Regions from separate parts of the Homo sapiens genome. Here region 1 is linked to region 2. A link is an interaction called in ENCODE POLR2A ChIA-PET data of the cell type or tissue named here. Cell type or tissue: Caco-2. All regions are shown on one strand. Each heading gives the region's core, and the rest is flanking DNA. Links, peaks and the distances in the headings are about the cores only.

Region 1 (7,693 bases), core at 1,436-6,435, 120 kb before region 2:
CTTACATGGCCTTTTTTGTATTATTCTCAGTATTTCTAACTTCTCTTTAATTTTCTCTCAAAAAGGGTAAATAAATAATGAAAATAATAAATCTTTCAAGCCAATTAATTTATTATAAACATTATGTTATGCTGTAGATTCTCTCTACTTGCAGTAGTTATATTCTATAAAGTTTCAGTGAATACCAAATTAGCAAATACTGATCAATTGCTCAAAGGGAAAATACAGAGTTGGATTCCTGTGAGTCTCAGGTCACAATATTTTCATCAATTGATCACACATAACCTTGTATTATGTGTATTCCTGTTTTAAGGCACCTTATTTAATTAACACTGGACTCATGGTCATCAGCACTATAATTCTTACCTGAATAAAGCTTATCTAATGCAACCTATTTTCTCTGTAAGGCGTATCATAACCCTTGTGTGCTTAGGACCATTTTCCTTTTTTCTTTATTTGAGACAGACTCTCGCTCTGTCACCCAGGCTGGAGTGCAATGGTACGATCTCTGCTCACTGCAACTTCCGTCTCCCCAGTTCAAGCGATTCTCCTACCTCAGCCTCCAGAGTAGCTGGGAATTACAGGTGCGCGCCACCATGCCCGGCTAATTTTGCATTTTTAATAGAGACTGGTTTGACCATGTTGGCCAGGCTGGTCTCGAACTTCTGACCTCAAGTGATCCACCCACCTCAGCCTCCCAAAGTGCTGGGATCACAGGCATGAGTCACCACCATGCCCAGCCAGGAACATTTTCAAAAGCAAAATTACCACCAAAAAGCACAAAAACGTGAAAAAACATAGCACTAAATAGACCTCAAAGAGAATACTTGCTTACAGTATGAGGGCCAGAACAAGAAAGCAGAGGATTACCTCATTCAACCTCAGCCGAGAAATGTGAACATCAAGCAACTCAAATTTTTCACCATTCTATGCATGTCTGCAAATAACCAAGAAAGTGCCATGAATATTGATTTGGAAGTTACAAATAAATTTTAACAAGTAAGCAAATTCATACATAAATATCTATGAATAATAAGAGTTGGCTCCATGTACTTATGCAGATCAGTGACGCAAATTATAAACTGCAACAATATCTAAACAAGACTCTATTATTAAAACCTAATAATTTGCAGGTAACCATTCAAGTGACAGATATCAACTGCCTTCATCTCTGCTGAGACTTGTTGTCTTGTAGCATCTAGCTGAGGATGGTCACTCAAAGATCCCATGCACTTGGCAGATAGAAATTTTGCACCTTCTATCTGGAAAATCCCAGGCCTCGTGGGTCTCCCTTTTATCTTTCAACGTAAAATTTAGTCAAGGCATTTTTGTTTTCAATAAATTTTCTCTATTTAAAGAAACCAGCACCATGTAGATGAGCTACACAGGCTGGGGTCTTTGAATAGATTATTAAAATTCCACTTCACTTATTTTTTGATGTGAATAATCTCGGAATTCTAGTTTTGGAAAGGGCCATGTATATACATTTAATTGGTTTAATTCATCCCTGTGTAAGGGAGAGTAAATTTTAGAAAAGCCATTTTTAAAATGTGACATTGAAGAAAGGAGTTAGCAAATTGAAATCAAGCCTACCACTTTAAAGCTTTAAGAACTGATATTTAATATTTTCTCAGGTTTAGTCCTCAAAGATGGATTACCCCAACCATTTCTGCCAGGAATGTGAACTAAGAGATTTGGAAAAGCCAGCAATCATCTCATAGCATATTTACACCTTCTATATACCTATCAAACAAACAACAAAACTTTAAGTACCATGTTTACTGAAGCTTTTTTAAATTACAGAAATTGTATGTATGGACATGATCTTTTAAAGCCTATTTATTTTTAATTATCTCATTCATGCTATATATCTCATTCACACTCTTTCTTTTTGGGTTTTTTTTTCTTATGATTATTCTCAAGTCCTAAATCATTTCAAGATAAAATTGTAAGAAAATGCACTAGCTCCAAGGACCTTGTGGAAAGTCTCCTAGAAACTCATTGGTATGGAAAGGATGAATATTGAATGAGATGAAAACAGTTGCTTTGGCGGAGTCCCAGAAGATTTAAATGCATAAACATAAGCCTTGTGATGTTTGAGAGCCACAATAGCCAATATAAATAAATCATATGTAAAACAGTAACTTGAAAAAAAATGGAAAAAGAGATGGAAAAATGAAATAAATTACTTTTATCAAAATGTTTCTCAAATAATGGTAGGGGAGATAAGGTGATAAATAATAGATTGGCTATTTTTAAGAGGCCTTAGTAACAGTCTAAGTACATAGTGTTAAATTTCTGAATTTTTAACCACAGAAAGTCTATCCTTAGATAATCCATGTTGATTGTTTGCCTGCCATTTGAATTAACACACACACGCATTGTTCAATCCAAGTATTTTAAGTTTCCTTTTAAGAAGGCTTGCTAAATGGAAAACAACATTGATTGTTGGATTAGTTTACCCAAACAATGGGGACCAGGCAAAATGCTTACCTTTTTGATGCAGCCATATTTATGGGCTCTTGCTTTCACCTTTGTATTCAATGGCATTGACAAAATCTCAAATGCAGCATAGTAGATAGAGTCAAATGAGCTGACTGCCCTTGGCAGCAACATCCAAAACTGAAAAACATGATATGATATGTCTTAAAAGCAAGATCATTACTGTGTTTTTGAGTTTGGGAAAGAAGGAAGGTAGAAATCCCAGTGTAGGAAAATGAGTATCCAAAGAAACGGAGAGGACTAGAACTAACTTTGGGTTCTAAAGGAGTACAGGTCAAATAAGGATTCCTTCTTCCCTTCCTTTTTTCCTCCCTCCCTCTCTCCTTCACTTCCTTTCTTCCACTTCACAAATTTCCTGTTTTAAACATAAGCTTTTAAATTTTTTCAACTGAAGTACCAGGAGGTTCCTCCTCTTTGAAACCTAGAGTAATTAATCAATTAGAGGAAAGAAGATAATTCAGCTCATTCCAAATCAGTCTGGAAAATTTGCATTGTCCTACATGGCTATACATATTACTTTGTGAGAAAAATGAGATGGGGTAACCTAATTGCCTTTTATTTAAAAATGAGTTGGCCCATTTTCAAAATATTATTCAAATGTCTCAAGAAACCATTGAGAATAAGAAATAAGCCTCCTTCAAATCACATGTCAGGAATAGGAAGGTCAATGCATCCTTCACCTCTGAGACTGACACAAATGGCACATACAAGGGCACTTTTCTTTTCTTCTCTTTAAGTGATGCATAGTTTCCAAGTCAGAACTGATTTGTAAACAATGTAATCCTGAAGAATCAACACAGAAGAAAAAGAAGATGGAGGGCAGATAGATGGGTGGAAGGGTCAGACATTATCAAATTGCTTTCCTGTCCCTGTGATTCCCTGAGCTCCAAAAGTCTGTTTTTATTAACCCAGTTTCAGTCCAATTATCTTTTTAATTGTTCAAATTTACCCTTGGCTAGGGTATCCAAAAGCTTTAATTTCTTTCTAAAATTACCTCATTTTTTGTGTCTTTAGAAGCACATGTAACATGTGACTATGTTAGGAGCAGAGAGAAAGGCAAGATGTGAGTAAGTAGCCTTTAAAAGATCTGCGGGAACATCAAAATATCTGTCTTCAAATGGCCCTACTCTTTTAAACATCACTGAGGCCAGCACAAGCAAAGTACAAGTGCCTGACCAGGTGCTCCTAACTACATGAAAGGCCAGAGCACAAAAAGTCAGGCTGTACCTTATATATGGTCAGACTTCGCATTTGGAAAAAATACTTAATACCTTTAGTGCCCACTTTTATTGACTAGATTTTTACTTACAGACTTATGCTCATTTTAACTGGTAAAATTATACTAAAATATATAGCAAAAAGATTAGTAATCTCTCTCTTCATTGCCTCCACTCTCACTCCCAGCCAACACTCCCCAACCCTTCCATTTTCACATCAACACCTTGATCGCCAATTAAGCCAAATGTACTAGCTCAAGAGTACCTGCTAGTGTCATGTGGTGCAGGCTGGAATTTAGGGCAGACAGGAAGCAGTTGCAGGGGCCCCTTCTCTGTGGATGGACAAGCCTAGGCTAAGTACAACTGGACGCATGGGACACACTGTGGGGCTATGCTCCAGAAAAGGGACCCTATCTCCCTATGACTCTTCCTTTTTATGGGGCAAGTAATGGAATGCTCTTGCAAATGGGGCAAGATAATCCAAGCTTGGGTATCAAAAAGGTGAGCATGGGTGCTAGCTGTTTATAGGATTCTAGGACAATGATTTGGATTCTAGCACCTGGTAGCCTTGTCAGAAATTGAGATGGAATGCAGATCCACTCTTCCCCATGCAGAGGAGAAGTCCCTGGCCAAGCTAGCTTATCTCCAAAAACACAAAGTGAGACTTGGGGGCCAAAGATCCAAGAATTCTGCCTGTCTCTCCAGAGTAACTTATGTTAAAATCTTTCTTTGTGTTTATCTAGATATGTGTATCAATAGTCTATGTATTTGTAGATATATATGTGTATATCTCTGTGTGTATATATCCTCCATATATATCTGTATGGTATACTTATGTGACACACACAACACAAATGAAAGGTTTTTTAATATTATTAAAACAAGAAAATGGGATCATACTAAACCCATTATTATGCAGCCTCTTTTTTCATTTAGTGTATCTTGACTTTCCCTGGTTAAAGTTGAAAAACTAAGGGCCATGAAGAGAAAATGAGTCATCTATCACTAGGAACTAGTTAGTGACTGGGCAGAATCAAAATCTTTATGCCTTCATCCGCTAAACTGCCTGCCTTTGACTCTACCCTCACATGCTTGAGGTGGGTTTCGTAGATTCAAAATCCTTTGCTGGTACAAAGCTTTCCAATTCCTGCTCCTCTGCAGAAGTGCATTACTATTCCAGATCCTGCAGGGCCAAAGCATTGGACAAGGAGTCTTCCTTTATGTTCCTAACTATTCAAAGGAAGACAAGCCTCAGGAAGCTCCCTGGACCCATAAGTGTCAGATGCCCCAGAGGGAGAGTAAATAAGTGATGGAAAGAGGCTGACTCTCTGAAAATTCTGTACTCTCTAATCCTTGTCACAAAGTTTGTATATATCTAATATCTATCTGTTTATCTTAGTGGAAGATAGCATGAACCTCAAAGATCACTACAGAAGATTCATCTATTCTTGGCACAATGCTATGTCTCAGTTTAGGGGAGTGTTTTCTCCATGTCTATTTTATTAGTCAATATAATTTAAACCAAAATATCAGGGGGAAATTGTCAGACATTACATTGTAATTTTTAGGATCATTTAAGAATGGAGACTATGTAAACCCATAACAAACTCCCGGTGCATATCAAGATTAACATGTATATAAGCTCTTCCAAAGAAACTGTCAAATATATTGCGACTATTGAGAAACAATGTTCTACAAACAACTGGTCTCCCTGCTTCTTCCCTTACCTCCCCTCAGTATGTTCTCAGCACAGCAGCTAGATTGATTGTTGTTAAAATAGAACACACATCATGTCATTCTACTCAACTCCAATCTTCCCAAGTGATTCCAATCTATACTATAACAATCATAAAGCTAAGTACTTTGAAGAAAAATAAAACAGGATCAGAGACTGGAGAGTGATGGGAGGTGCCATTTCAGACAGTCATAAGAGAAGGCCTCTCTGAATAGGTGACATTGGAGTCTAAATCCAGTGAGGGACTAAGACTTGCAGCTATGTTAGGAGCCAAGGGAAAGGCAAGATTTGAGTAAGTAGTCAGTAAATACGGCTACCTCAACAGCCCATTATCATTATAGAAATGTACTCCTGTACATTATATAAGTGAATAGATATGAAGGACACAGAGCTATGGCTAAGTGTCTAGGAAATGAAAATAACTTAGACACTTAGCCATAGTACTGAATCCTTCATATCTATTCACCAAAAATTCCATTAAATGAAAACTTTCTATGTAGCAGATGCTGTTGACCCTCATCTCCCTTAGAGTAAATGCTCAAGTATTTTCAATGGCCTAACAGTCCTACCCACTCTTCCCTGCCTCCAACCTGCTCTCTCCCCTCCCCAGCTTCATCTCTGACCCTGTTTCCTATCATTCTCTCCCTCTGTCATTCAACTCAGACATACTGGCCTCCTTGGTGTTCTTAGAATACTCCAGTCATACTCCAACTTGAGAACTGGCATACTTGCATTTTCATTTGCCCAGTGTGCCCATCACCCACATGTCTTTTGTGACTCACTCTTTTGACTTTTCATTGTCTTCACTCAATGTTGTTTTTGCCTAAGTCCTTTTCTGGCTAGCCTTTCTAAAATTGCAGCCCTACCCATCGCACCCTTCGTAAATTCCTTACCCACTTTCCCTGCCTTTTTTTCACCTTAGAAGTTAACACCATCAGCATGCTATACTCGTATCTAATTTTCTTGTCTCCCCATGAGGGCTGAGAATTTTGTCTGTTTTGCTCCTGCTGCATTGCCAGCCACTAGGACAGTGCCAGGCAACATGATATGCACTCTAGAACCACTTGTTGAATGAATAAATAAATGTTTGACAAATTTACTCAATAAAATGATCAGTTTTTCAACAGTACTTAGCATTCCAGTGGGTCACCAGAACCAAAGAAACTGAAAGCAAATTTTTTCCAGAAAAAAGTATTCCAAGTGACATGAGAGTTAACCCTAGGCTTAGTCTAGGACAGAGCAAATGCACTGTGCATTTCCTATATCAGAGATAGCCAGGATCCAGGGAGGTTTCAGGGTTCAGACATTAAGCCAGCCAAATATTCTAAGGGGGACCAAGATAAGAACAAAGTCTTTGTACTGAGTGGTGCCCAGGTGAAGGGCTGTGTAAGTCTTACTAGGAAGAAATTGCCTCTATGAGACTTCTTAGAGGATAGACATTGTTATTGTGTTGGCCCCCAATAGAGTCATTTAAAAACTTCCATCGTCGGGGGTTCATACCTGCTCTTTTCTCTTCTTCCTCATGCTTTACAATTAGCATTCTCTCAACTCTGCCTTCTCAGGAAACTTGCTGCCCTTCTTGTAGAAGGGTGGACGGGACCTGTTCATATTTACTGGAATGTGAATGGAGTAGACCCTGGTAACCCCATTGCTTCACCACAACCAGATGGGAAATTGGTCTCACCCACCCACTGGGGGAATCCTTCGAGAATCTTCATTCTTTTGTTACCATCCTGCGGCACATCTGACACTCCGTGGTGTTCAATAAATGCTGGCTCAAGAGCTAATGATCTATTATTAATGACTTGGGTCAACATAGAGCCTTTACTCCAGAGTTCTTTGCAAGACTGTGGGCATTGTACCTTGTTGGTAATTAGATTATGCCCTAGGGATCTCTGTTTGAAAGGAGGCCTGTCTCAAATGTCATGTTTCAGAATCCTAATTATAAAAATCCATAATTGACTGCCTCCTTAAGAACAACGAGAATGATGGCTTGTGTGCCCCAAGAAGGATGTGCAAGAGGAACACAAACAAGGAAGTGTTGCTGTAGAGAAATGAGATTTTTAAATGTCCTGGGAAAACTTGGTGCTATGGTGCACTGGAGTAAACCCTGCAAATATAAAAACCAAACTGGGAACAAGGCTCATCAATGCTTATGCAAATACTCTCAGGGAAAGCACTCTAAATCTAATACTGGGTCCCCCGAGATGTCGGGGAAGTTTGAAGATAATCACTTGCG
Region 2 (5,000 bases), core at 1-5,000:
AATTGTTTCACATTGCACCTTTTCTTTATATTTAATGTGAGATTTCAACATGGATACATAATGTAGTTGCATCTGTTACAAATGGGTTTTATAACACTAGTTAGCTTATAGGTAATTAGTAGAGAGAAATGATGTCAGGACAATGAGAAAGTGTGTTAGTTTATTTTCTAGGTAAGAAGAGCTGTAATAAAGATTGTAGGATTATGACTTCAGCAAGAAAATGGAAGCAGCTTGGAGTTCTTTTGAATCTGAATACCTTTTTTTTTTTTTTTTCTTCTTTTAAAGTAACCATCTGTATCTCTAAGGGTATCTTCCTCAAAGTTTACAGTTCTGGCATTGAGGGCTCTTAAATCCTGGTGCTCACTTTCACTGTCTCAGCATCCATAAGCCAACCAACATTCCCACTTAATTGTTTTTTGTTTTACATTTTTAATAGCTACTGAAGAATTCTTCAGTCATGACTGCTTGGGCAGTCTAAGTTATTGCCTATCTATGTAGGTTCTAGTTATTATTTGTTTTCGTTTATAGTGTTGAGGTCCCAAACTGCATAGGTTTTTGCATAAATTGAGTGGTCTGCAAACTCTATTTTTTATATAGTCACTGGTATTTTTAGTGTTTGATTTTGAAGTTTTCACATAATAAGTGGTATTTTAGTGTTTTTTTTTCTCCCAGAATGCATGGTGTTTAAGACTGCACATACAGTATTATAGGAGAGACACCTTTACTACTACTTTCTAATCTCTGCATAGTATTCCATTGTCCGGCTAAGTATTACATATTTTTTGGATATTTAGGACTTTTTTTCAATTTTTAGCTATTAAGAAATTTTTAGCTATTAGAACTTCAGTAAACATCTTTTTTGGGGTATGTGTACAGCTGAAGATTTGCTGACTCCTAGGGTGTGCACATGTTCAACTATACTAGATGTTGTCTGATTTCTCTCTCAAGTAATTATACCAATTTAAAAACGTCTGATACCATCAGACTTTAAAAAAAATTTTTTTTTGGGGGGGGGGCTAGCCTTACAGATGTACAGTAGTATCTACCATGTTGTGTTTCATTTTCATGATTACTAGTGAAGCTAGGCATCTTTTCACATTTCAGTTCCTTGTGTACAGCTTGTTCAGGATATTTCTTCTATTTTTCCTTTGAGTTCTTGTTCATATTCTAGTTAATTTCTAGTAGTTCTTAATGTATTTTAACCAATAGACTTTTGTCTTCCTTCTGCTTATGTATTCCTCGTAAATGCTTTTTGTGACTTGTCTAAGTATAAACAACTTTACTATTAGCTGTAAAATTTTCATTTTTAGTATGTCATCAATCTTTTTTTGTGTTTAGTATGATTAAATGTTTTTCACTTGGAAAGATATGAATAGTCTACTTCATTGATCTTTTTTAAGTCATTTCATTTTTATTTTGTAGCTACAAATCATAAACTATACCTCATTAATTTGTTATGTTTAAGAAGTAAGCTAAAACTGAGGAGAAACCAGGCTAACTTAGCAGATATTACTACATTCTTAACTTCAATGTTTTAGACTAAAGTAGAGAATAAAGATTTATTTGTGGGTATAACTTTGATTCAGTATCAATGTCTTGGCTAGTTCATATTTGGCACTTGGTTGTTGGAGTTGCTACTTTGTAATTGAGATAAAACAAAATAAACACATTCCAGTAAACAAATGCTTAGTTGACTGTGACATATTTTGGGGTGTGGTGAGAAGAATCTTTCCCACAATTTATTTTATTGGGGGAAATAACAGTGTAAAACAGGATAAATTGTAATGCCTTACATGACTGAATGGCAGACATGTGATAAGATGATAGGTGTTACAGAATCTTTGAAAAAATGTCTTTCAGAAAGGGGATTAAAAGTAAAACTAGGCTGGGCGCAGTGGCTCACACCTGTAATCCCACCCTTTTGGGAGGCCAAGGCAGGTGGATCACCTGAGGTCAGGAGTTGGTGACCAGCCTGGCCAACACGGTGAAACCCAGTCTCTACTAAAAGTACAAAAATTAGCCAGGAGTGGTGGCACGCACCTGCAATCCCAGCTACTCGGGAGGCTGAGGCAGGAGAATTGCTTGAACCCAGGAGGCGGAGGTTGCAGTGAGCCAAGATCACTCCACTGCACTCCAGCCTGGGTGACAGAGTGAGAGTCCGTCTTAAAAAAAAAAAAAAAAGTAACACTGAATTGGTTCTTAAGGTAGAAAGTTATAGGAGTACTGAGTGCATTGTAGGTCTGGCAAAGGTATTAGATAATTTATGATAAAAAGATAATTAGGCAGACTACTTTGGCTGAATGAAAGTTTTCATATGGGGGAGTAATGGGATTTAAGACTAAAAGCATGGGTTAAAGTAGGGGGTACAGTATATTTTGAAGATTGCTTAAAGATATTTAAAACTATTTAATAAATTAATCTGAATGAGAAGGAAAGGTTTTCCAGAAGATAGAGTTGGGGCTATAAAGTATAATAGAGATCAGAGTGCTACATTGAGAGTGGAAATGAAGGGGATAGATAATAGGCTAATAACACTTTATATCTGTATGAATACTTTGCATATTCACATACGTTATCTCACTTTATTCTCATGTCTTTGAAAATTAGGCATAGGGAATGTGTCATTCTTACCCAAAGTCTTGCTGGTAATATGGGCTAAAAACTTGATCATAGTTAACTCTATGACAGGCCAATGCCAGGGCTCTTTTTAGATGAAAAAATGCATCTATGGTATGTGCTAGTTATTAGAGAAATGTGATCATTCTGTAACGTCCTGTGCTTTTGAGGCTGTTGGGGCAAGTGATATAAATCCTAGTCATTGAAATTTTCCAGTAGCATCAGCATAGTTGAAAGATCTTAGCATTATAAAATTAAAAGTGCTTTTGATCACTTTCAGATTTGACCCTGGAAAAGGAAAAAAAAAATCAAACTGTTTCTCAAATTGCAATTTGATGGAAGTAAATTTTTTTTTTTAAACTAAACTCAAGAAATTTCAGAAGAAAGACACTTGACGTAAAGGAAATTCAAAGACTAAAGATGGAATGCAAAATATGTGGGAAAAAAAGTAAAAATACAGGTAATTAGAAAATGAAGCTTGGCTTGAAATGCATAGGTTTCTAGATAACTTTGTAAAATGCATTTAATCATTGTGTTCTGCCTCTATCCCTGGAAATTTTGCTGAAAACCAAGATTTTATTATACAGTTTAAGGAAATTAGGAAGTTCATTTTGTAAGTCAGGATAGTTTACATTGTGGTACCAACATCAAAATCTCAGTGGTGGCGTAGCACAAGGAAAGACTACATCCTTTCATGCAAAGTTTGGTCCAGCTAGCCAAGTCACTGTGCTGCTTTTCATGTGGCGGCACAACCTTCTGGGCTGCTTTAGTCTTGTGGCAAGTCATTGTCAATTTGTGCTTTTGTAATTTTTGAGGACAGAGCAACAGAGCATAGAAAATCACGTTCCAGTTTTAAATGCTTCCCTCTGGAAGTGGTCCATATTACTTTTTCATTTCATTGGCCCATAGCAATGATGTGGTCATGTGTACTATCAAAGGGGCAGAAAAATATGATCTTGCTTTATATGCAAAAGAACAGTAGAACTAGAGCATTAGTAATGCCTATCACACCCAGTGTGTGTGTTGACTGGTACTCATGAAGGTCTTTTCATGATGTGCAATGGATGCTTTGTTTACTTGATTTTATAGCTTCTGGATTGAGAGAAGATCCTGAATTGGTTAGAATTGGGCAGTAATACTGGAACAGAAAGTTAGAGATGACACCAGATAAAATAAATTTTCCCATTTATATACTTCCCATTTTTTTTTCAGTGTGAGTGACAAATGATGTTTTAGTTTGCTTATGAAAAGTTAGAAAACAGGACAGTGGAGGCTGAGATTTTTAGTTTCAGAGTAATTGAGATGTAAATAGGAAAGTCATGGACAATCAACTGTTATTCTTTATTAAAGTTAGATCATAGCATATGATTTTATATTTAGTGCAGCACTTCAGTGTATATCAATTCTATAGTTTTTTATTTCTGCCAATATGAGTTAGTTGCTGGTAGTTGTCCCCTCCAAATCTCATGTTGAAATGTGATTCCTAATATGGGAGGTGGGGCCTGGTGGGAGGTGATTGACCCATGGGGGCTGATCTGGCATGAATGATTTAGCGCCATGCCCTTGGTAATAAATGAATTCTCACCCAGTTCACTTGGGATCTGGCTATTTAAAAGAGTTTGGAACCTCCCTCCTCTTTCTCTTGTTCCTGCTCTCACTATGTGATGCGCCTGCTCCCCTTTCTTCTTCTGCCATGATTGGAAGCTTCCTCAGGCCCTCACCAGGAAGAGATGCTGGAGCCATGCTTGTATAGCTTGCAGAACTGTGAGCCAATTAAACTTCTTTTTTTTTTTTTTTGGAGGCGGTTTCTTACTCTGTCACCCAGGCGGGAGTGCAGTGGTGCGGTGCGATCACAGCTCGCTGCAGCCTCGACTTTCTGGGCTCAAGCGATCCTCTCACCTCAGCCTGACAAATAGCTGCGACTACAGGTGTGTGCCACCATGCCTGGCTAATGTTTTTTCTATTTTTTGTGGAGGTGGGGTTTGCCATGTTGCCCAGGCTGGTCTTGAACTTCTGGGCTCAGGTGATATGCCTGCCTTGACCTCCCAAAGTGCTGAGATTGCAGGCCTAAGCCACCGCGCCTGGCCCTAAACCTCTTTTTAAAATAAATTACCCAGCCTCAGATACTTCTTTATAACAGCACAGGAACAGACTAATAATAGTTGCCAAGTCTTCATGATATTTCTTTATCATCTTTTAGATCTTTTGATGGATATAGACAATCTGGTATATAGTTTAGGTATTTAGACTTTGGAGCCTGGCAGACTTGTGTTTCCCTGGGTAAGTTATTTAGTATTTATGAGATTTTTACCACCACCTCTATCTGCTGAAAAAAGGGATATTAATAGTATTTATCTTATAGTGTTATGAGTATCCAATGAGAT

The links. Peaks named below come from ENCODE experiments on the same cell type or tissue, not always from the same donor. Only the 100,000 strongest peaks of a DNase experiment are listed, where the experiment ranks them.
Region 1: POLR2A ChIA-PET joins it to region 2 with 11 read pairs; 2 of 35 experiments call an interaction of 5 or more read pairs at or near these places.

The regions. Positions count from the first base shown.
Region 1 is chr6:47,394,556-47,402,248 of GRCh38, forward strand. It overlaps LOC105375082 (a long non-coding RNA gene), which reads right to left and starts at 2,843. Exons shown (of 3, transcript XR_926865.4): 1 at 2,494-2,843; 2 at 871-937. In Caco-2, for the core only: no CTCF peak of the experiment used is centred there; no DNase peak of the experiment used is centred there.
Region 2 is chr6:47,512,887-47,517,886 of GRCh38, forward strand. All of the region lies in intron 2 of CD2AP (CD2 associated protein), which reads left to right. Among named protein-coding and RNA genes, the nearest start is that of CD2AP-DT, 37 kb to the left of the region's middle. In Caco-2, for the core only: no CTCF peak of the experiment used is centred there; no DNase peak of the experiment used is centred there.